2 separate regions of the Homo sapiens genome follow, and region 1 is linked to region 2. The links are chromatin loops, found by intact Hi-C in ENCODE. Cell type or tissue: IMR-90. All regions are shown on one strand. Each heading gives the region's core, and the rest is flanking DNA. Links, peaks and the distances in the headings are about the cores only.

The links. Peaks named below come from ENCODE experiments on the same cell type or tissue, not always from the same donor. Only the 100,000 strongest peaks of a DNase experiment are listed, where the experiment ranks them.
Region 1: a loop joins it to region 2, with 3 times the contacts of the local background. A loop is called at or near these places in 2 of 110 quality-filtered maps.

Annotation. Positions count from the first base shown.
Region 1 is chr16:19,259,456-19,270,929 of GRCh38, forward strand. SYT17 (synaptotagmin 17) reads left to right here. Exons shown (of 8, transcript NM_016524.4): 8 at 7,425-8,877. The coding sequence ends at 7,621. Among named protein-coding and RNA genes, the nearest start is that of CLEC19A, 21 kb to the right of the region's middle. In IMR-90, for the core only: no CTCF peak of the experiment used is centred there; no DNase peak of the experiment used is centred there.
Region 2 is chr16:19,184,425-19,195,898 of GRCh38, forward strand. All of the region lies in intron 5 of SYT17 (synaptotagmin 17), which reads left to right. Among named protein-coding and RNA genes, the nearest start is that of SYT17, 22 kb to the left of the region's middle. RefSeq lists an enhancer at 222-1,038 and a silencer at 8,312-8,480. In IMR-90, for the core only: no CTCF peak of the experiment used is centred there; a DNase peak (open chromatin) is centred at 6,317.

The sequences.
Region 1 (11,474 bases), core at 2,049-10,048, 75 kb after region 2:
GTTATTTGCCTCTTCACCAAATGGTTCCATTCTATTGTAGTTTTTTGAGTTCTTGTATCTGTCTGGTACTCACAATCCACTATATTAAGTTACTCCAGATGGGAAAACCAGATGACTGAGTTTATTTGAATTATGTCTAAATCCATGAGCATTAAATAGGTTCTTAGAGAAAGCCCTCTTCATGGATTTTGTACATAGACTTGTGACATCAATTCTGAATGTTTTGATTTTTTTTTTTTTCTTGCCACACTCCATATTATACAGGTTGTTGAGAAATTGCTTCCAGATGACTAGGGTACACTTAGAGTGTGTACATTTTGTAAACCAAAAAGTGTCTGAGACAAGTCGCAATCAGTTTGGGAGTTTATTTTCCAAGGTTACGGACCTGTGCATGAAACAGCCTCAGGAGGTCCAGAGGACATGCGCCCAAGGTGGTCAGGCTACAGCTTGGTTTTATACATTTTAGGGAGACATAAGACATCAATCCATACATGTAAGAGGTACATTGGTTCAGTCCAGAAAGATGGGACAGCTGGAAACAGGGACTGGGGAGTGTGTGGGGTGACTTCCAGGTCTTAGGTGGATTCAAAGACTGGCAATTGGTTATTATCTAAAGACCTGAAATCAATGTCTAAATTACAATAAAGGTTTGTGGACACCAAGGTTTTATCATGCAGATAAAGCCTCTAGATAGCAGGCTTCAGAGAGAATAGATGGTAAGTGTTTCTTACCAGATTTAAAGAGTCTCTTCTGGCTGGGCGCAATGGCTCACACCTGTAATCCCGACACTTTGAGAGGCCAAGGCGGGAAGATCACTTGAGCTCAGGAGTTAGAGACCAGCCTGAGCAACATGGTGAAACCCCATCTCTACAGAAAATACCAAAAAAAAAAAAAAAAAAAAAAAAAAAGCCAGGCATAGTGGTGTGCACCTGTGGTCCCAGCTAGTTGGGAAGCTGAGGTAGGAGGATCACTTGAGCCTGGGAGGCAGAAGTTGCAGTGACCTGAGATCATGCCACTGCACCTGGGTAACAGAGAGAGACCTTGTCTCAAAAAAAAAAAAAAAAAAAAAAAAAGGAAAGAAAAAAAAAAGAATTCGTTCTATCAGTCTTAAGATCTGTCTTCATGTTAATGTTGGCATGTCTGACTTCCCCTTCCCACCACAGCCTGAACTAGCTTTTCAGGTCACCTTTGGAATGCCCTTGACCAAGAGGAGGGGCCCATTCAGATGGTTAGGGGGCTTAGAATTGTATTTTTGGCTTACAATATCCAGAAATATATTAGTGACTACATTTAAAAGAGTCCCCCATAACCATCAGTAGAAATATTTGGTGGAGGTACTTTACAACAAAATTTTTAGTTATGGATGTTTCTAAAGAGAAGGAATTTAGGAATGTGGTTATAAGGAATTGGCTTCATTCACAGGTTATTCAAATACTGCAAATTTTATCACCAATTAGCTATGTGACTTGGTTTCCTTACCTATAACATGGAGAGGGCTGGGTTATCTGACCCACTGTCCCTAAGCCCCTTTCTGGATTCCACATGTCTAGTCTTTAAAAAAAAATTGTAGAAAGAGAGTCTTACTATGTTGCCCAAGCTGGTCTCGAACTCCTGGGCTCAAGAGATCCTCCCACCTTGACCTCCCAAAGTGCTGGGATTACAGGTGTGAGCCACTGCACCTGGCCCCTGACATGTCTAGTTTTAATTCTCTATTTTCTCCAACACACTTAGAATTTACAGTGATGGCAATCTTGATATTCTCCCAGGCAACTTTCTAATAGAAGTTATTACTTATCTTCAGCTTCACTTTATTATAATTTGCATTTTAAATTTTTTTAAGACTGTTAAGATTGCCATAACTTTACCAAGTGATTTGCAATTTACACTGCCTGCTAATTAACTCAGATGGCCATGGCAGGAACTGCCTCCCATCAGAAAGGCTGAATCACTCAAGCGCTCCCACCTTTCAAGGGCCAAGTGATTCACCAGCCAAGTTACTTTACAAATTGGGATGAGGAGCATAGGATATTAGACTTCCTTTTAGTTTTCATCCTTTCTGGTGATTTAGTTGTGGATTCTCTAACAGTGACTTATTTTTCCTTTGTTTTCTTTCCAAAATAATATGTACTTTCTGTAAGAAGTTCAAACTGTACATACTTATTGATACAGAAAGTGGACATTTTCCTCTGTTTCCCCCTTCCCAGAGAGAGCCACTCTGAACAGTGGTGAACATCCATATTGTTTTCTTCAGGTATATTAACATTCTTTTTAACAAAAAGATTGTGCTTACATATACTGTTTTGTAATGTGCTTTTGTCTCCTAGCAATATGTGTTGGAGATTTTTCCATTTCATATAGATAAGTCTGTCTCATTTTTAATGGCAACATGGATTTCCGTGGTATTATTATCTCAGAAGTTATTTAATTCATTTCCTCCAGTCTTATTCTAGGTACCTCCCAAAGACAAACTTAGTGACATGAGCTCAAGTAGGCTACTAGGAGGTGACCTCAGGAAGCTTGAATAAGGGAATGGCAAATAAGACAGGAAAAGGAGGAAAACAAATCAAGGATGTTTGGCGAGTGGATATCTGCAGTATAGGGGGTCTTCAAAATCACCCTCAGGTCCAATGATTCACCACAGAACTTGGAAAAACTGTTATTCTCATGGTTACAGTTTATTACAGAAAAAGCATACAGACCAAAATCAGCAAAGTGAAAGATTGCTGCTATGGTCTGAATGTTTTGTTCCCCCAAAATTCTTATGTTGAATCCTAATCCCCATGTGGGAGGTGATTAGACCATGAAGGCTCTGTCCTCATGAATGGGGTTGGTGCCCTTATAACAGAAACCCAAGAGAACTGTCTTGCTGCTTCTATTGCATGAGAAGGCACCACCTATGAAGGAGAGCAAGCCCTCACCAGACACTGAATCTGCTGGTACCTTGATCTGGGACTTCCTAGCTTCTGGAACCATTAGGAAATAAATTCCTGTTGTTTATAAGCCTCCCTGTTTATGGTAATTTGTTATAGCAGCCCAGCAGACTAAGAAAGGGGAAAGAGTCCTCTTTGTCATAGGAAAAAGTCCAAGAGAGACCAGATGCAAGCTTCCAGTTGTTCTCCTCAACTGGAGTTATACGAGCAGTGCCTAATTCTCCTTGCAAGGATGTGTGACAACACACTTAGGGTATTGCCACCCAAGAAGACTCACCTGAGCCTTGGTGTCCAGCATAGTTAGAGGACGTTGGTCATATAGTCATGGCTGACCATCTGGGTAGCTGAGCCTCCTTGCAGAGGTAGCTTGCAGAGGTCCAGCTAATGTTGAGTGGCCCAAGGTCCTCACCATAAATCACAGTTAGCACAGACAAGCTGGCATGGCTCAGGCAGGAAGCTGCAGGTGCTTGAGGAAGGACACTATCTATAGAAACCATGAGTAGCCTCCAAGGTGGGCTGAGGGGTAGGCAGGGCACCAACAGCCCCAGCTACACTCCCTCAGGGACAGTCTTGCCATTTCCCGTTTTTCATTCTTATAAACAATGCCCTGGTGCAGGGGTCAGCAAACTTTTCTATAAGGAGTCAGATAATCTTTTTTTTTTTTTTGTATTCCCTTTTGGCAATTTGTTTAATTGAGATAAAATTCACATAACTTAAAACTCACCCTTTTGGTGTATACGATTCAGTGCTTTTTAGTATATTTTCAAGATTGTGCAACCAACACCACTATCTAATTCCAGAACATTTTTATCACCCCAAAAAGGAGCCCTGTGCCAATTAGCTATCACACCCCATTCCCTCTTTCCTCTATCCTTGATAACCACTAATGGTAATTTCTGTCTCTAAAGATCTGCCTATTCTGGACATTTCATATAAATGGATCATAATATATGACCTTAAAAACTTGGTACATAGGCCAGCCATGGTGACTTATGCCTGTAATCCCAGCATTTTGGAAGGCCGAGGTGGGCAGATCACCTGAGGTCAGGAGTTCAAGACCAGCCTGCCCAATGTGGCAAAACCCTGTCTCTACTAAAAATACAAAAATTAGCCAGGCATGGTGGTGGGCACCTGTACCCAGCTACTTGGGAGTCTGAGGCAGGAGAATCACTTGAGCCCGGGAGGCAGAGGTTGCAGTGAGCCGAGATCACGCCACTGCATCCCAGCCTGGGTGACAACAGTGAAATTACAACTCAAAAAAAAAAAAAAAAAAGAAAAGAAAAAAAAAACTTGGACATAAATGTTTACAGTAGCATTATCCATAATAATAGTCAAAATGTGGAAACAACCCAAATGTCCATCATCTGATGAACAGATAAGCAAAACATGGCATATCCATACAATGGAACGTTAGCTGGCCATAAAAAGTAGCACTACAACATGGATGAACCAGACAGATAGCAGATATGTGAGGCTTTGAGAGCCACATGGCCTCCAAATTATTCAGCTGCTGTGGTCTGAATAGTTGTCCCCCACCCTGCCAAATTTGTATGTTGAATTCCTAACCCACAAAGTGATGGCATTAGGAGGCGGGACCTTTGGGAGATGATTAGGTCATGAAGGTTGGAGCCCTCATAATTGGGATTAGTGCCCTTATAGAAGATGCCCCAGAGAACTAGCCTGTCCCTTCCACCATGTGGGGACTCAGTGAGAAGATACCACCTATGAGGAAGCAGCTTCTCACCAGACACCGAATTTGCCAGTGGCTTGATCTTGAACTTCCCAGCCTCCAGAACTGTGAGCAATAAGTTTTTGTTGTTTATAAGCCACCCAGTTTATGGCATTTTGTTACAGCGGCCTGAATGGACTAAGACATCAACTCTGCCCTTTTTGCACAAAAGCAGCATTATGTAAACAAATGGGTTTGACTGTGTTCCAATAAAACTTTATTTACAAAAACAGGTAGTAGTCCATATTTGACTGGGAGGCTCTAGTTTGCCCATTCCTGCTATATAAAATATCCTTGTATGTGTATTTTTGTCCATTTGTGCAGAAAATTCTATGGGATCAATTCCTAGAAGTGAAATTGCTGAGTCATGAGTTATGACATATTTATTTTGAACAGATGCTGTGAACCACCCCAAAATTTGAACCAACTTGCTTTTCCACCAGCGGCACATGAGAGTACGTGAGACTGAGATTTCCCCCACCTTTTTTTTTTTTTGAGACAAGCAAGGTCACTTTGCTACCCAGGCTAGAGCCAGTGCAGTGGCACCATCACTGCAGCCTTGACTTCCCTGGACTCAGGTGATCCTCCCACCTCAGCCTCCTGAGTAGCTGGGACTACAGGCACACACCACTATGTCTGGCTGATTTTTTGTATTTTTTAGTAAAGGCAGGGTTTTTCCATGTTGCCCAGACTAGTCTCAGACTCCTGGGCTCAAGCGATCCACCTGCCTCAGCCTCCCAAAGTGCTGGGATTACAGATGCGAGCCACCGTGCCCAGTCAGAATTTCCTTTCTTAAAGCCCTTTCACAAAGAAGTAGAACCCATACCCATTTAGAAGGGAAGTTTCTGCATTGTCATTCTTGAGCTTTGGAGAGGAAGAAGAAGATAGAACATTTTGCCCCCAAAGAAGAAAACTAAATGGGGCCTGAAGTGGTCTCATAATAGTATCTTATTTTAGATTTGAGGCTCACAGGGAAGGGGACTCTGGTAACTTGTCCTCATTTGGTGAGATCAAACCTTACACTGCCCACTAAGTGTCATTCCTAAAAGCCTTGAGTGTTACCTGTTCAATTATTTTTTCAAATGCAGAGAGCTCCTTAGCAATTTCATTTATTAAGCAAAGCTTCCATTCCTATTATTTCTCTTTGTAAGTAATTTGCATGTAAATGAGGTCCACCTATGCATACTGAGCATGTTACCAAATGTACAAAAAATATACATGGTCCAATTTTTCTCCACAGAGCTGACAGGTACCCATCCCTCTTGCTGAAGATGACATAGTATTTCACGTAGCCTAGTTTTCCCTAAGTCTTTTTGGCTTTTGGACGATGGATGGAGTTTTTGTTTTTATTTTTCCATTTTTCTTTTTTCTCCCTCATTTTCATCATTTGGAATTCGTGGTGTGAAACCCACAGGGGAGAACAGAGGCTCATTAGCATTCAAGCTCTGTTTTTGGCAGCATATTTTAGTTGCTTTATATGATATTCAGCATCCCTCCTGGGATCTAGCCTGCCTTTGCTCGGCTCACGCTGGGTGAATCTGTGATATTTCCCATTCTGTAGCCCTTCATTTATAACACAGGCATAGCCTGCTTTCCCATTAGTGAGATGGCATGCCTGGACTACCCACACACAGATCAAGAATTAGGCGGAACTTGGCCGGGAAGATAAATCAAGTTAACCGTCTCATTAGGCTTGAAAGACACAAATTAAGCTGAAGTTGGGATTAACAGAGAAGCCTTTCAAAGAGACATGCAGCACAACAAGGGGTGGAAGAAGTTGCCGTAGCCATTACTCTCAGAAAATTTCCAGCATTTGATGGAACAGAGGAAACATGAAGTCTCTTTTATAAAAGGTCAACAGACAGAAATTTAGGCTCAAAATAGCAGTATAACATTTGTTGAGCTCTTACCACCTGCTTGGCACTGTGTGCTGAGAGCTTTACACACATTATTTCATAGAAATTGCACATTGACCTATGAGAGAAGCACTACTAAAATTCCTGTTTAACTAATAAAGAAACTGAGGCTCAGAGAGGTTACTTCGCCTGCCTCAGAGACACAGAGCTTGGTCAAATGATAGAGCCAGGATTCACTCCCAGGATATTTGGTCCCATGGCCCATGGCTTAACCTAGTGGTTCCCGTTTGGGATGCATTGGCCTCCGCAGGGGCCATTTGGCCATGTCCGAAGACATTTGGGGTTGTCACAGCTGTAGAGAGAGCTGCTACCAGCTTCTAGTACGTAGGTACCCGGGATGCTGCTAAACTTCCTACAGTCCACAGGACAGTTACGGCAAAGGATTATCCCGCCCATAATGTCAACAGTTCCATGATTGAGAAACCCTGGTTTAATCGCTCAACTGGACTACATTGACAGGCTCACTGTTCCACTAGAACTATCCACTTACAGAGCTCTATATGCAGTGTGGTGATGCCGTGGGACATACGTTTAAGGCTGCATATTGCAGGCGGTGCAGCTGTCTGGCAGAAGGAACAGCCAATGCCAAGGCTGAGAGGTAAGAATCTGGCTGGCATGGGATGGCAGGAAACCAGGTGCAGCTGTTGCAGAGACTCACAGGAGGATGAGATGAGGGAGTTGGACTTCTCACCAAGAAAAGGAAAAAGACAGCGTGCCCTAAACGATGACCCCCATGTTTGCAGTTGACAAATGTGTAGACTAATGGCCTCTTGTCTTCTCCCTGCCTTCCTGTTCTGTTCCCCTCCTTCCTCTTGCCTCCCTCCTGCCCTCAACCCTCTGGCTCCCTAGTTTTCGGCCACAACATGAAGAGCAGCAATGACTTCATCGGGAGGATCGTCATTGGCCAGTACTCTTCAGGCCCCTCTGAGACCAACCACTGGAGGCGCATGCTCAACACGCACCGCACAGCCGTGGAGCAGTGGCATAGCCTGAGGTCCCGAGCTGAGTGTGACCGCGTGTCTCCTGCCTCCCTGGAGGTGACCTGAGGGCTGCAGGGAAGGCAGCTTTCATTTGTTTAAAAAAAAAAAAAAAAGACGGAAAAAAATGTGTCACATACTATTACATCCACACCTGCATACACACTCGCAACATGTCTACACACGTCCACACACACAGACACACAGATACCCCAAATCCTCTCAGAACTGAGAGGAAGCTGACTATTGATCACAAAATGGCCGCCCTCAGTTGAGTGAGGCCTAGGAACTTTCCGGAAGCCCCATCCATAGATCACAAGCTCAGTGGGCTCTGCCGTGGGACTTATTGGCAGTGCCTGCTCTTGTCAATACTCCTGCCCCAAAATGCACTTTCAACCCTCAGGCCAGAGAAAGGACCTCCCAAAGGGTGCCAAGCTCCATCAAGACTAAATTTACCAAGAGTTTGGCCAGTGTGTGGGAGACTTGAACACCCCCCACTTCCGAAACACACACCTACTGGGTAACTTCTGAACAGGCTGCTGTTCCCTGGGGTTCTTCAAACCTGATACCTTTCTCCAAAGGTGTAAGTATCTTTGTCTTCTCCGTAGTAAATGTGATAACTAGATTATGGGCCATTTGGAGAAACCAAATGGCAACCAAAACTATTCCAGTGTCAGAAGCCTTTCCTGGCTTAACAGAATTGTTCTTGTGTTAGCTCATCCCAGGGAACGCCCTGTGGGTATGTATGTGTATGTCCTCGTGCATGTGCCCTCACAGGCGAACACGTGTGTGCCTATGTGTCCTCTTGGAGAGCATGGCGATGGGCCAGGACCTCAGCCCTGAGCACTGCCTTCTCTCTGCCTCTCCTGTCCAGTGAGAGTCCAACCAGTGTCCTCCTGTCTGTCAGAGATCCCACTTTGGATAAAAGTAGTGTGTGTGTGTGTGTGTGTGTGTGTGTGTGTGTGTAAAGTAAATAGGATATGATAGAGCAAAAGTAACATTTTTTGACCGAATCATGGTGATTGTGACCCACGAAAGACATACAAAGACTTGATATATGGATTAAAATGGCTATCACACCCCATCCATGATGATCTTCTTCCTTAATCATACTCTGAGGATCTTTCTGTGTTTTTCTGTGAACGAATGTCACGTCTCTCGTGCTAAGGAATTAGTGTAGTTAGAATAGATCTCTCTCTCTCTCTCTTTCTCTCTCTCTCTTTCCTCTCTCTCTGTTGGATGCTTCTGTATCTTTTTCCACAGCATAATGTCTGGTGTGATGGGGAGCTATTTATTGAAATTAAAGATTATTTATTTGTGCCATGCATTCGAGTTATCTTTTTCTTCATGAACACAGGACATAGAAGGTGGGAGGGCATTGCAGCTAGTACTGCTGTGTAACAAACCATACTGAACAAGTCAAAACAATGATTTTTTTTTTTTTGAGACAAAGTCTCACTCTGTTGTCCAGGCTGGAGGGTAGTGGTGCAGTCTCTGCTCACTGCAACCTCTGCCTCCTGCATTCAAGCAATTCTCCTGCCTCAGCCTCCCGAGTGGCTGGGATTACAGGTGTGCACCACCACCCCTGGCTAATTTTTGTATTTTTAGTAGAGACAGAGTTTCACCATGTTGGCCAGGCTGGAATTGAACTCCTGGCCTCAAGTGATCCACCTGCCTCAGCCTCAGCCTCCCAAAGTGCTGGAATTACAGGCATGAGCCACTGCACCCAGCTTCAAAACAATGATATTTATTATACTGATAGATTTTGGGGGTCAAGAATGTTGAGTATTTGCAATATGTCTGTCTGACTTGAGCAGTGTACTAATGCCAATTATTCCAGTGTTGCTCTTCTATATAAAACTTTTCACTTCCTCAGGGCAAGATTCACGGCTTATTTAGCATTTTGTTGGCCAAGCCCTGCTAAGGGCATGACCCAGGTAACTGCTCCATGGGCTAAAATGGCTTCACCCCTCAGGCTACATTGGGTATTGCAGAGAGAACCTCATGGTGTCTCCCATTCTGGAGTGGAAGTGTTGTGGAGGTCAAGGGGGAGAAACAGGGAGGCTGGGTTAGGTTGATGTATTCATCCATTTTGCATTGCTGTAAAGGAGTACCTGAAACTGGGTAACTTATAAAGAGGTTTATTTGGCTCATGGTTCTGCAGGCTATACAGGAAGCACAGTGCTGGCATCTGTGTGGCTTCTGTTGAGGCCTCAGGAAGCTTACAATCATGGTAGAGGGCAAAGGGTGAACAGGCGTGTCACATGGCAAGAGAGGAAGTGAGAGAGGAAGAGAAGGAGGTGCCAGGCTCATTTAAACAACCAGCTCTAATAGAGTGAGAACTCACTCATCACCAAGCCGTTCATGAGGGATCCACCCCCATTACCCAAATACCTTCCACCAGGCCCCACCTCCAACATTGGAGATCACATTTCAACATGAGATCTGGAGGGGGAAACAACATCCAAACCATATCAGTTAAGTTCTCAGAAAAGGAGAAGTGTTTTCCTTCTCTATGAAATGGCTTCATTACTGTGGTTTACAGTAGAAGATAAAAGCATAAAAGAACAAACAAAATGAGTGAAGACAGGTACGTAATAAGCACTTAGAACTAGAGGTGGAGTCATTGGTGATGAGGCCCAAGGGCTTTGGGCCCAAGAAACCATAGTTCAAATCCCAGGACCACCACTCCTTAACTGTGTACTGGGGCACAAACCACGTAAGTCTTCTAAGCCTCAATTTCCTCGTTGTCTTAGGGTGCCTCAAAAACAGACCTTGACATGAGGACTTGGGTGCAGACGACCCCAGAAAGCATAAGTGAAGAATAAGGGGAAGGAGAAAAGCAAAAGTCTTCATGAATTAGTACTGTGAGCTCAGTCATACTGAGGACCCCTGTAGAAAACACTAAAGAATTATCATTATGCAGAAGCTGGAGTATTTAATTACTGACGCTTGTCCCTCCTCATGGCTTGAGGGCTGCCCTGAAAGCATTAAATGTTTGGCACTTCAGAATTGTCCAGTGTGGTCTGTATAAGCTCCCATAACACCAGAGAAATCTCTGGGCAGAGGAAGAGGCACATGTGCTTGATGAGGTCAGCTGTGTATGTGCACAACACAGCTCCCTATAGCCACAGGGGAGCCAGGTGGACTGAGGGATATGAGGCAGGGCATCCCCAGCATTAGACACCTTCATTAGTAATAACAAGAGGGCTGACTAGCACCACACGAGGTGCCAAACATCACATTTAAGCCTCATGCAGCAACCTTCAGGGGTGTAGAAGAGATGTTAATCTCCTTTTACAAATGGGGAGGCCAAGATTTTTTTTTTTTTTTTTTTTGAGGCAAAAAATTGCTCCGTCTCCCAGGTTGGAGTGCAGTGGTGGTATCACGGCTCACAGCACTGGGCTCAAGCAATCCTCCCACCTCAGCCCCCCAAGTAGCTGGGATCATAGGCCTGGCTAACTTCTTAATTTTTTTGTAGCGATGAGCTCTCATTATATTGTACAGGCTGGCCTTGAATTGCTGGGCTCAAGTGATCCTTCTGCCTCGGCCTCCCATAAGTGCTGAAATTACAGGCATGAGCCACTGCGCCCAGCTGGAAGTCAAGATTTAATAAGTTTAAGTGTCAGGTAACTGCAATAGAGATAAAAAGCCAGCCCAGGCCCAGCTGCCTACCCTGTTATGGGTTGGTGATTTGCTGGAGTCCTAACCTGAGACTGTGGCCTTATTTGGAGAGAGGGTCTTTACAAAGGTGATCAGGTTGAAGTGAGGTCATGAGGTGAGCCCTCATCTGATATGACTGGAGTCCTTATAAGAAGAGGAAATTTGGCCAGGCACAATGGCTCATGCCTGTAATCCCAGCATTTTGGGAGGCCAAGGCAGGAAGATCACTTGAGGTCAGGAGTTCGAGACCAGCCTGGCC
Region 2 (11,474 bases), core at 2,411-10,410:
ACCCAGGCTGGAGCGCCGTGGCGTGATCTTGGCTCACTGCAAACTCCACCTCCCAGGTTCACGCCATTCTCCTGCCTCAGCCTCCTGAGTAGCTGGGACTATAGGCGCCCGCCACCACGCCCTGCTAATTTTTTTGTATTTTTTTTTTTTTTAGTAGAGATGAGGTTTTCCGTGTTATCCAGGATGGTCTCGATCTCCTGACCTCAAGATTTCACTACTTTTTACATGCATCACTCATGTGTGTGTCTTTCTGTGAAAATTTATCACATGTATAGATTCCTGTAACCACCACCACTCTGGAAGCCTTTTTTAAATCATCGATGCTGAGTTATTTAATAAGGAGAATGATTGCACAGGGTATAAAGCTATCAATCATTTTGACTTTCAGAAATTGATTTTTTTGGGGAAAAAGTGAAGGCTGGAAAACAGGATGATGCATGGATGTTTTTCAGGCCAACTGTTAGATTGGCTTCCTTCCCCCTGTCCAGCCCAGGGAAATGTGGTTGGCTGCTCGGGAAGCCACCCACGGACCAGGCTGTGTCTCCAGTCGGCTGTTGTGCATTCCTGCATATTAGAGGGTAACTGTCTACCCATTGTAGGTAGAAGGATGTGGGGAGCCCAAGGAAAGGAAAAGACCCAGCCACTCCTTCCTCCTTCCCTCCCTTCCCGCTTCTCTCTTCACTCCCTCCCTCCCTTCCTTCCCTGCTACCCTCTTCCCTCCCTTTCTCCCTCCTTCCCCTCCTTCCTCCCTCCCCTCCTCCCCTCTTCCCTTCCTTCTCTCCCTGTCCTGTGGGATGGCTGTTGTAGGAACAGGGACGGGAGATGGAGAAACAGGGGAGGGGGCTTTGGCCACCATGAGGTCAATAAGAGCTGCCTTCCAGGCCAGGCGCAGTGGCTTACGCCTGTAATCCCAGCACTTTGGGAGGCTGAGGCAGGAGAATCACTTGAGTCTAGGCGTTCAAGACCAGCCTGGGCAACACAGTGAGACCCCGTCTCTACAAAAAACAATTTAAAAATTAGCTAGGCATGGTAGTGCACATCTGTAATTCTAGCTACTTGGGAGGCTGAGGCAGGAGGATCTCTTGAGCCCAGAGTTTGAGGCTGCAGTGAGCTATGATCGAGCCACTGCACTCACTCCAGCTCACTCCAGCCTGGTTGACAGAGTGAGACCCTGTCTCTTTAAAAAAAAAAAAAAGTTGCCTTTCCATGGGGAGCCATTTGGTGACGTGCAGAGAAAATGGCCTTGGGTCCAAGCTGCAACCTTCCTCCCAGTGCCTAGCTGTTGCTGGGCCCCTGTGCTCCCTCACCTCACTTCAGGTGAAGTGGAGGTAGTAACACCACCTCGCAGCGAGGGCCTGGCGGGTGGCGAGCACTCCACAGTGGCAGGCCCAGTTGTCAGGAGACGACGTCTTCTATTGTGAACCCATTCAGAGTGAGCCTGTAATGTGTCGCCTTCCAGTGCACTAAGCGGTAATCACACCTGGTGAATATCTAATTGGGCAGACAAGAGGCGGGGAGTGTTCCCGTTCACTCCTGATGCTGAGCCTTCTTGCGGTAGAGGAGCTGGCGTCTCCTCAGCTGAGTTAATCTCGGGGCTGCCATCTCCTTTCCATTTGAAGAGGGACAGCCGGGCCTGTTTCAGGTCACTGCGGGAGCAGGTTTCTCCCAGACAAGGGCTGGCTCCTCACCCTTGATAGAGCTGCAGGCCGTGCCTTAGTTTCATGGGGACCTTTCAGTGCCTCTATGAATTAAAAGTATTCATGTGTATAGGGCTGAGTGCAATGGCTCACACCTGTAATCCCAGCACTTTGGGAGGTTGAGGTGGGAGGATGGCTTGAGCCCAACAGTTCGAGACCAGCCTGGGCAACATAGTGACACCCTATTTCTACAAAACATTAAAAAAAAAAAAATTAGCCAGGCATGGTGGCATGTGCCTGTAGTCCCAGCTACTCGGGAGGCTGAGGCAGGAGGATTGCTCGAGCCCGGGAGTTTGAGGCTGCAGTGAGCTATGATTGCGCCGATGCACTCCAGCCTGGTCAATAGAGTGAGGCCTTGTCTCTAAAAAAATAAAATAACAAAAGTGTGTATAAAGTTGAAATATTGCAGGCAGGTCAACTGCTCTAATTGCTCATCTGATTTATACTCTGGTCCGTCACACTCGGGCTTCCAGCCTTGCTGGTGCTATTATCAGCCAAGTAGTGGCTGTTAATGCCTTTAATTGTGGGTTTGACTCAAGTCCTGGCTGTAAATGCCTTCTGTCTCTCATTCCTGATGATGATGAGTGTTTTCTTAGTACTGTTCAAAATAGTTTTTGGAAGCGTCATCTGGACCCTTAAGATATTTGTTTTCCTTCTCTTCTCCCCTCTTTATTATTCTTTGTTTTTTCTTCTCTGATCTGCTCATTTCTTCATTCTGTTTCTCTTGAGGTCCTATTATGTGCCCGGCATTTCTAGTTGGATTAATAAAAATGAATACCATACCATTCCTAGCAGCAGGAAACTTCCAGTCTAGTGGGAAAGACAGTTTGGTAAACAGCAAGCCATGATGCAGTGTGCTGCATGCGGTAATAAATGGGCAATCAGGACTCATTTGCTTTTTTAAAATTATTATTATTATTTTTTATTTTTAGAAACAGGGTCTTGCTCAGTCGCCCAGGCTGGAATGCAGTGGTGCAATCACAGCTCACTGCAGCCCCAAACTCCTGGGCTCAAGAGATCCTCCCACCTCAGCCTCCCGAGTAGCTGGGACTACAGTTGTATGCCGCTGCACCTGGTTAGTTTTTAAAAAAATACATTTTGCAGAGATGGGGATTTCGCTATGTTGCCTAGGCTGGTCTCCAACTCCTAGTCTCAAGCGATCCTCTCACCTCGGCCTCCTAAAGTTTGCTGGGATTATTGGCATGAGCTACTGAGCCCTGCCAAGACTCGTTTCATTAAGAATGATCAAAATTGGCCTTGAAAATGGGCACCATATTGAAGACTGAGGTACCATCTCTCAGTAATTCCAATATAGCAGGTCTTGCACCGTTGGAGTGGATCAGGATGTATTTGCTCACATTTGGGGAGCAAATGTATTTCAGGCAGAAGTTTTAAATGATGGAATCCACTAGGAAGGTCATGCTATATGAGTATTTCACTTTGAATACCAGACTCATACTAGTGAGGCAAGAAGCTCACACAAAGAGAGGCACTGGAGACTCTGACTGAGGGAAGAATATGCTCCTATTGCCCAGCTAATGCTTACTCTGGAAATTATGCTCTTTGAGTGGAAAAGCCGGTTGTCTTACATGCTGCCAACAATCATATGAAAAAGAGCTCATCACTGATCATTAGAGAAATGCAAATCAACACTACAATGAGATACCATCTCATACCAGTCAGAATGGCTACTATTAAAAAGTCCAAAATAACAGATGCTGGTGAGGTTATAGAGAAAAAGGAACGCTTATACACTGTTGGTGGGAGTGTAAATTAGTTCAGCCATAGTGGAAGACAGTGTCGCAATTCCTCAAAGACCTAAAGACAGAAATACCTTTCCACCCAGCAATCTCATTACTGGGCATATACCCAAAGGAATATAAATTGTTCTATTATAAAGACACATGCATGCGTTATGTTCATTGCAGCACTATTCACAATAGCAAAGGCATGGAATCGACCTAAATGTCCATCAGTGATAGACTGGATAAAGAAAATGTGGTACATATATACCATGGAATACTATGCAGTCATGAAAAAGAACAAGATCATGTCCTTTGCAAGAACATGGATGGAGCTGGAGGCCATTATCCTCAGCAAACTAACACAGGAATGGAAAACCAAATACTCCGTGTTCTCACTTGTAAGTGGGAGCTAAATGCTGAGAACACATGGACACAGAGAGGGGAACAACACACAGTGGGGCCTTTCACAGAATGGAGGGTGGGAGGAGGGAGAGGATCAGGAAAAACAACTAATGGGTACTAGGCTTAATACCTGGGTGATGAAATAATCTATACAACAATCTGCCATGACACGAGTTTACCTATGTAACAAACCTGCACTTATACTCCTGAACTTAAAATAAAAGTTAAAAAAAATTCAGTTCTGCAAAAAAAAAAAAAAAAAAAAAAAAAGAAAGAAAGAAACAAGCTGGTTGTCTTTGGCCGGGTTCCCTAGAAGCAGAGCCAGAGATGGCGATTTGGATGTAGATTTGTTGCCAGGGCTGCCATAACAGAGTACTACAAATTGAGTGGCTTAAAGCAACAAAAATTTATTGTCTCACAGGCCTGGAGGCAAGGAGTCCCAGATCAAGGCATTAGCAGAGTCGTGTTCCCTCTGAAACCTGGAGGGGAAGCCTTCCTTGCTCCTTCCTCGCTTCTGGTGGTTGCAGGCAGTCCTTGGAATTCCTCAGCTGGAGCTGCATTGCTCTAATCCCTGTTCTAACGTCACATGGACATTTTTGCCCTGTGTGTGTCTGTGTCTCTTCTCTTCTTTTTTTTTGAGATGAGTGCTGCTCTGTCGCCCAGGCTGGAGTGCAGTGGTGCGATCTCGGTTCACTGCAAGCTCCGCCTCCCGGGTTCACGCCATTCTCCTGGCTCAGCCTCCCGAGTTGCTGGGACTACAGGCGCCCACCACCACGCCCGGCTAATTTTTCGTAATTTTAGTAGAGATGGGGTTTCACCGTGTTAGCCAGGATGTTCTCAATCTCCTGACCTCATGATCCACCTGCCTCGGCCTCCCATAGTGCTGGGATTACAGGCGTGAGCCACGTCTTTTCTCTTCTTATAAGGACACCGGACACCAGTCATATTGAATTAGGACTTACCCTACTCCAGTGTGACCTCATCTTAATTTAAATAACGACATATACAATGACCCAATTTCCAAATAAGGTCCCATTCTGAGATACTGGGGGTTAGGACCTCAACCTGTCTTTTTTTTTTTTTTTTTTCTGAGACAGGGTCTTGCTCTGTCACCCAGGCTGGATTGCAGTCGTGTAATCATGGCTCAATGCAGCCTTGAACTCCTGGGCTCAAGCAATCCTCCTACCTCAGCCTTTCAAGTGGCTGGGACCATGTGGTACCACAAGTGTACACCAACATGCTCAGATAATTTTTTATTTTTTGTAGAGATGGAGTCTCATTATTTTGCCCAGGTTGGTCTTAAACCACTGGGTTCAAGCGATCCTCCTGCCTTGGGGGCCTCAAGTGCTGGGATTAAAGACGTGAGCCAGAATAGCTGCCCTGATTGCTGATTTTTGTTAGAAGCTAACATCTGCCTTCACCAAATTGGTTGGTTGGTCAGTGGAATGGAAAGGAGAGGAGGCAGTTGTGTAATGGTATATAAGACAAAGCTATTCAATTTCTTACTTTTAGCCTATTCTAATGGTGTGTGGAGTTGAGCTAATGCTTAGTGTCTAGTTATACTTTCTTCTTGGAAAACCCATGTGGAAGATGAATGGGTGGCTTATGGGGCCAGCATATAGGCACCTCCTGGTTCAGGGCAGAACATCCCATCTGTCTTGCAACATCCTACCTGACTGCATCTTTGATCTTGGCATTCAGGAAACTGGCAGCTAATGGAGCTATGGCATTTTTGGGGTCTCAGTGATAAGGTTGGCTGGAAGATAATGAAAATAAGACCATACAGTGAGTAGGACAAGGGGATTGACATAGACATGAAATTACACTGGCTATTTAGAGAAATTCTGCTCATTGGAATGGATTGAAAGCCATTGAAATCTGTGTAGGCTCAACTCTTTTAAAAAATTATTAGCTAACATGGTGAAACCCCGTCTCTACTAAAAATACAAAAAATTAGTGAGGTGTGGTGGCGGGCACCTATAATCCCAGCTACTTGGAAGGCTGAGGCAGGAGAAATGCTTGAACATGGGAGGTGGAGATAGCAGTGAGCTGATATCGTGCCATTGCACTCTGGCCTGGGCAGCAAGAGTGAAACTCCGTCTCGAAATTTAAAAAAAAATTATTAGTTTTAATTGTGGGAAAATACACACACCATGAAATTTACCGTCTTAACCATTTTTGCCTGTACAGTTCAGTGGCATTAAGTACATTCACATTGTTGTGCAACCATCACCACCATCCCTCTCCAGAACTCTTGCAAAACTGAAACCCTACACCCATTAATCAATAACTCCCCATCTCCCTCTCCCCGCAGCCCCTGACAACCATCATTCTACTTTCTATGAATCTGACAGTTCTAGGTACCTCATATAAGTAGAGTCATAGATTATTTTTCCTGTGGCTGGCTTGTTTCACTCAGGATAATGTCTTCAAAGTTCATCTGTGTTGTAGCATGAGTCAGAATTTCCTTCCTTTCTAAGGCTGAACTGAATAATATTCCTGTGTGTGTGTGTGTGTGTGTGTGTGTGTGTGTGTGTGTGTCATATTTTGTTGATTCATTCATCCTTTAATGGACACTTGGATTGCCTCCACCCAATGGACAACGGTGCCTCCACCGTTTGGCTATTATAAATAATACTGCTATGAACATGGGTGTGCAGATGGCTTTTTGACCAACTGTGTGTGTGTTTTTTTAAGCCATAAAAATATCCACGATGTAGGTGGTTCATTTTCTCTTGAGTTCATGTGGTTTGGGGAAGGAAGAACAAGGGCAGTGGAGAGATTAGATGCCCCGTGGCCATGCGGGAACCTTTCTGAGCATTAGGAAGGATACACAGTTGTATCCATTTGGCAAGGCTCATCCAGTATTCCTAAAGTTTGTGCATTTCACTGCATATAAGTTTAATCTAAAAAAAAAAACCCACCATAAACAAACACTGAACTCTGGTTAATGATATGCCGAAATGTGTATGGGTGCCATGGTCTGAAGTTTTCCTAAATTCGTATGTTGAAATCCTAACCCCGAGGGGATGGTATTCAGACGGCCTTTGGGGCGGTGGTTAGGCCATGAGGGCAGAGCTGTTATCAATGAGATTAGCGCCCTTGTAAAGAGGCTCCAGAGAGTTGCCTTGCCCCTTCCTCCATGTGGGGCAAAACCAAAAGGTCCCATCTATGAGGAATGGTCCTCAGCAGACATGAAATCAGCTGGTGGCTTGATCTTGGACTTCCCAGCCTCCAGAAGGGTGAGAAATAAATTCTGTTGTTTTCAAGCCGCCCAGTTGATAGTATTTTTGTTACAGCAGCCTGAATGGACTAAGACAGTGAGGAAGTGTACCAATGTCAGCCACTTATTTTGAAATGCATTCAAAAAAGATAGAGTGATAGATGGATAGGGAAGAAGCAAATAGAGCATATTTTAAATATAATTACAGCAGTGTTAATATCAGTAACTGTTCATTTCAGAATCTAGGGGATGTATCTAAGAGTGTGCACTGTACAGTTCTTTTGTTTTGTTTTGTTTTGTTTTTTTGTTTTTGAGACTGTGTCTCACTTTGTCGCCAGACTGGAGTGTAGTGGCATGATCTCGGCTCACTGCAACCTCTGCCTCTCGGGTTCAAGTGATTCTCCTGCCCCAGCCTCTCAAGTTGCTGGGACTACAGGCGCCCGCCACCACACCCAGTTAATTTTTTGTATTTTTAGTAGAGATGGGGTTTCACCATGTTAGCCAGGATGGTCTCAATCTTCTGACCTCGTGATCTGCCCATCTTGGCTCCCAAAGTGTTGGGATTACAGGCGCGAGCCACCGCGCGGCCGCACTGTACAATTCTTTAAGCCTCTCTGTATTTGAAAGTGTTGAGAGTGTAAGCCATGGCCAGGCACGGTGCCTCACATCTGTAATTCCAGCACCTTGGGAGACTTAGGAGGGAGGATCACTTGAGGCCAGGAGTTCGAAATCAGCCTGGCCAACATGGTGAAATCCCATCTCTACTTTTTAGTACAAAAATTAGCTGGGTGTGGTGGCGCATGCCTGTAGTCCTGGCTACTCGGGAAGCTGAGGCATGAGAATCGCTTGAATCCGGGAGACAGAGGCTGCAGTGAGCCAAGATCGCACCACTGCACTCCAGTCTGGACAGCAGAGCGAGACCCTGTCTCATAGAAAAAAAAAGAAATGTAGACTGGGTGTGGTGGCTCATGCCTAAAATCCCAACACTTTGGGAAGCCAAGTGGGAGGACTGCTTGAGGCCAGGAGTTCGAGACCAGCCTGGGCAACATGAAGAGATCCTGTTTCTACAGGAAAAAGGGAGAGAGAGAACATTCATAAGAAAACGTTGAGGAGCAAAAGACAAGAAGTACCGGTGCCAGTTAGGAAAAATTGCTGTGGTCTCTTAGGTGAGAGGTGGTGATGATCTGGACCCTGTGTAAGGTGGCGGTGACAAAGGATGCAATTTGAAAGCAGAGGCTTTGATGCCCAGAAGCAGCCTTTGAGGAAACTATAAACAAGGAATATCAAACAGTGCGGGGTCGGTTGGGGGTGGTCAAGTGGGTTTCTACTACTGTGATGGTTCTCTTACTTTAACAAGCATCCGAATCAGGTGGGAGCTGTGACTGTGGAGCCTCCAGACCTCAGCCTCCCTAATTCTGATTTCCCACATCCTGGGTGAGAGGCCCATGAATCTGCACTTGAGCCAATGGGCTGGGAGATTCTAATGTAGGTAAACTCTGGACCTCGTTCCGAGAAACACTGGGTGGCTGGTGGAAGGTGAAAGGTGAAAGGTGGAAGGTGGAAAGGGTTCAGACATTTGACCTGCCCAGACTTGCATCTAAAACTTGGCTCTGCCACTTAGGGGTTGGATGTTGTGATGGTTTCATAAGCTGGCGTGGCAAGTGCTGTGCCCAGCTGCTTCAGTGGCCGGTGTGCAGGGTGCACCCAATACAGGGCTGCCACTAAGATGATATTTTATGGAGCTGTTCTGGGAAGGAGTAGATTCAAGTTAAAGTGCTCTTAGGCATTCATGTAGAAGAGTTCTAAGTCATGTCAGGATGCAGTATCTTACATTACAAAGCCAGATTGCCCACTGAAGAGGAATGTTTGATTTGGGCCTAGAAGAAGAAAATATGTTTAGTCAAAAGTGATATTTGCACACTGGAATGCTGGATATTTATGTTTCCGAACATTGCTTCAACCTGAGATTTGCACTGCCCAAATGAAAGCCTTTTAGACCTTTGATGTCTAGAATTCAGAGCATTGTGGCTTAGGAAGCAGAGTCTGTGCGTGTGGCCACTAACTAAGCTGTCTTCTCCAGTGTCTGCTGACACCTGGGAAAGTCATCTGTTATCCTAGGTTGGGTTCCTCTAAAGACAAAGATTTGAGTGCTTGCATTTTCTTTAGGAAGTGATGCTGAGAAACACCAGAAGAGAAGGGAGGAAATGAGACCAATAAAGTGTCTCACCACTGTGGGCAACTAGAGCTTAATCATACTGGGGAACTCAGTGTAGCCTACCCCAGGGGTGAGGGAGCTGGGGTATTTATTCACCGAGTTCCCATGTGGCATGGGTTGCAGGATGCTCCCAAAAGTCCTTAATTCCCTGGGCACCTCCAACTTGCCTTGTGGGCACAAGTAGGAAAGACTCCACTGGCCGAGAGACCTAAGCAGAGATGTGGGGCTGACAGTAGGCAGTCAACGAAGTCTGTTCTGGTCGGGGCTAGGTGCTGTGGTGGGCACCTTTAGCGTTGCTACACTTTCTCTTGCCACCCTCAGGGCTCAGAATGCGGCATCTTCCATGCCTCACCTTCTCCCTGCTTGCCATCTCTCTTCATTTCCCCTTTCCTCTGATCAGGAAGGTGCAATGCAGATGAATAAGAACATTGGCTAAGCGGAAACCTGTAAAGAAAAAGATGCCAGTCCCCCCTTCTTATAGAGGTGCCCAATCTTTGCAAGTGACTGTCTTGGCAGCCATGTCTCTCTCTGAGCTTTTGGGGGAACGGATGACAAAGAAAATCTATAGCTGTCTCCATTCAGCCAATGCTCCCTCTCCCCTCACCCCTTTTACATGTAGATACTGGGAGTAGGGAGGATTGTGAATGCTGCAGAACCACCTCTCCGCCTCTCACAAATCACAGAGAGAGATGTTGTGTCCCAGATGTTGCTGGCCCCTGGGTACTTCTCCTTGGTCTTCACTTTGGGCCAGGGCAGCGTGTTCTGGGGTCAACAGGAAACACCCTCACTCAGCATCCTGCTGATGTACAGGAAAAGGTTTGGCCAGCCCCTGGGGCAGAGTAAATACCCCATAGACATCAGCATTTGTTGTTATTTCGTGTTGGTATCTTTATTTATTTATGTATTAGAGACAGGGTCTCACGCTGTCACTGAGGCTGGAGTGCAGGGGTGCGATCATGATCACTGCAGCCTCAAACTCCTGGGCTCAAGTGATCCTCCCGCCTCAGCCTTCCAAGGAGCTTGGACCACAGGTGTGAATTACCACGCCCAGCTAATTTTTAAATTATTTTTTGTAGTGACGGAGTCTTGCTGTGTTGCCCAGGCTGGTCTCGAACTCCTGACCTCAAGCAATCCTCCTGCCTTGGCCTCCCGAAGTCCTGAGATTGCAGATGTGAGCCATCACGCCCAGCCAAATAAAAGGGTTCTAGTCTTGGTATCTTTGGCACTTGGAAGGAACTCAATAGATGTCTTCTGAATTGAACAAATATTGTGTAAAGAGCATGCGCTTTTGAGTTAGACTGATCTGGTTAAAAGTTCCAGCTTCACCATTTCCCAGCTGTGTGAACTTGGGTCTAACTCCTAGGCTGTACATTAGGGATAATAATTCTTACTGCATGGGGATCTGGGGGAGCACTGTGAGGATAGTGATGGTGGCAAGCTCTCACATAGCACTCACTGTGCACTGGGCATTCTGCTAAGTGCTTTTATTGTGTGAACTATTATTATCACCCCATTTTATAGATGAAGAAACTGAGGCATGCATTAAGCAACCCATCCAAGCCACAGAACTGGGACTTGAACCCATGTCATCCAGCTGCAGAGGCTGTACTCTCAGCCAGTCTCCTCCATGGCACTGCTTCTTTCATTTATTTATTTAACCTTTTTTTAAAAATCAAAACAAAACAAAACAAACCTTTTTTTTTTTTTTTTAAGAGATTGGGGAGTGGGGGCAGGCATGGTGGCTCACACCTGTAATCCCACCACTTTGAGAGGCTGAGGCAGGCAGATCACCTGAGGTCAGGAGTTCAAGACCAGCCTGGCCAACATGGTGAAACCTCATCTTTACTAAAAATACAAAAATTAGCTGGGCATGGTGGTGGGCGCCTCTAATCCTACCTAGCTACTCAGGAGGCTGAAGCAGGAGAATCGCTTGAACCCGAGAAGTGGAGGTTACAGTGAGCTGAGATCACACCACTGCACTCCAGCCAGGGTGAAGGAGCAAGACTCCATCTCACTCCTGTAATCCTAGCACTTTGGGAGGCCAAGGCGGGGGGATTATGTGAGTCAGGAGTTCAAGACCAGCCCAGAGAAAAAGAGTGAGATCCCCATCTCTACAAAAAATTTAAAACTTAGCCTGATGTGGTGATGCACATCCACATTCGCAGCAACTCGGGAGGCTAAGGTGGGAGGAT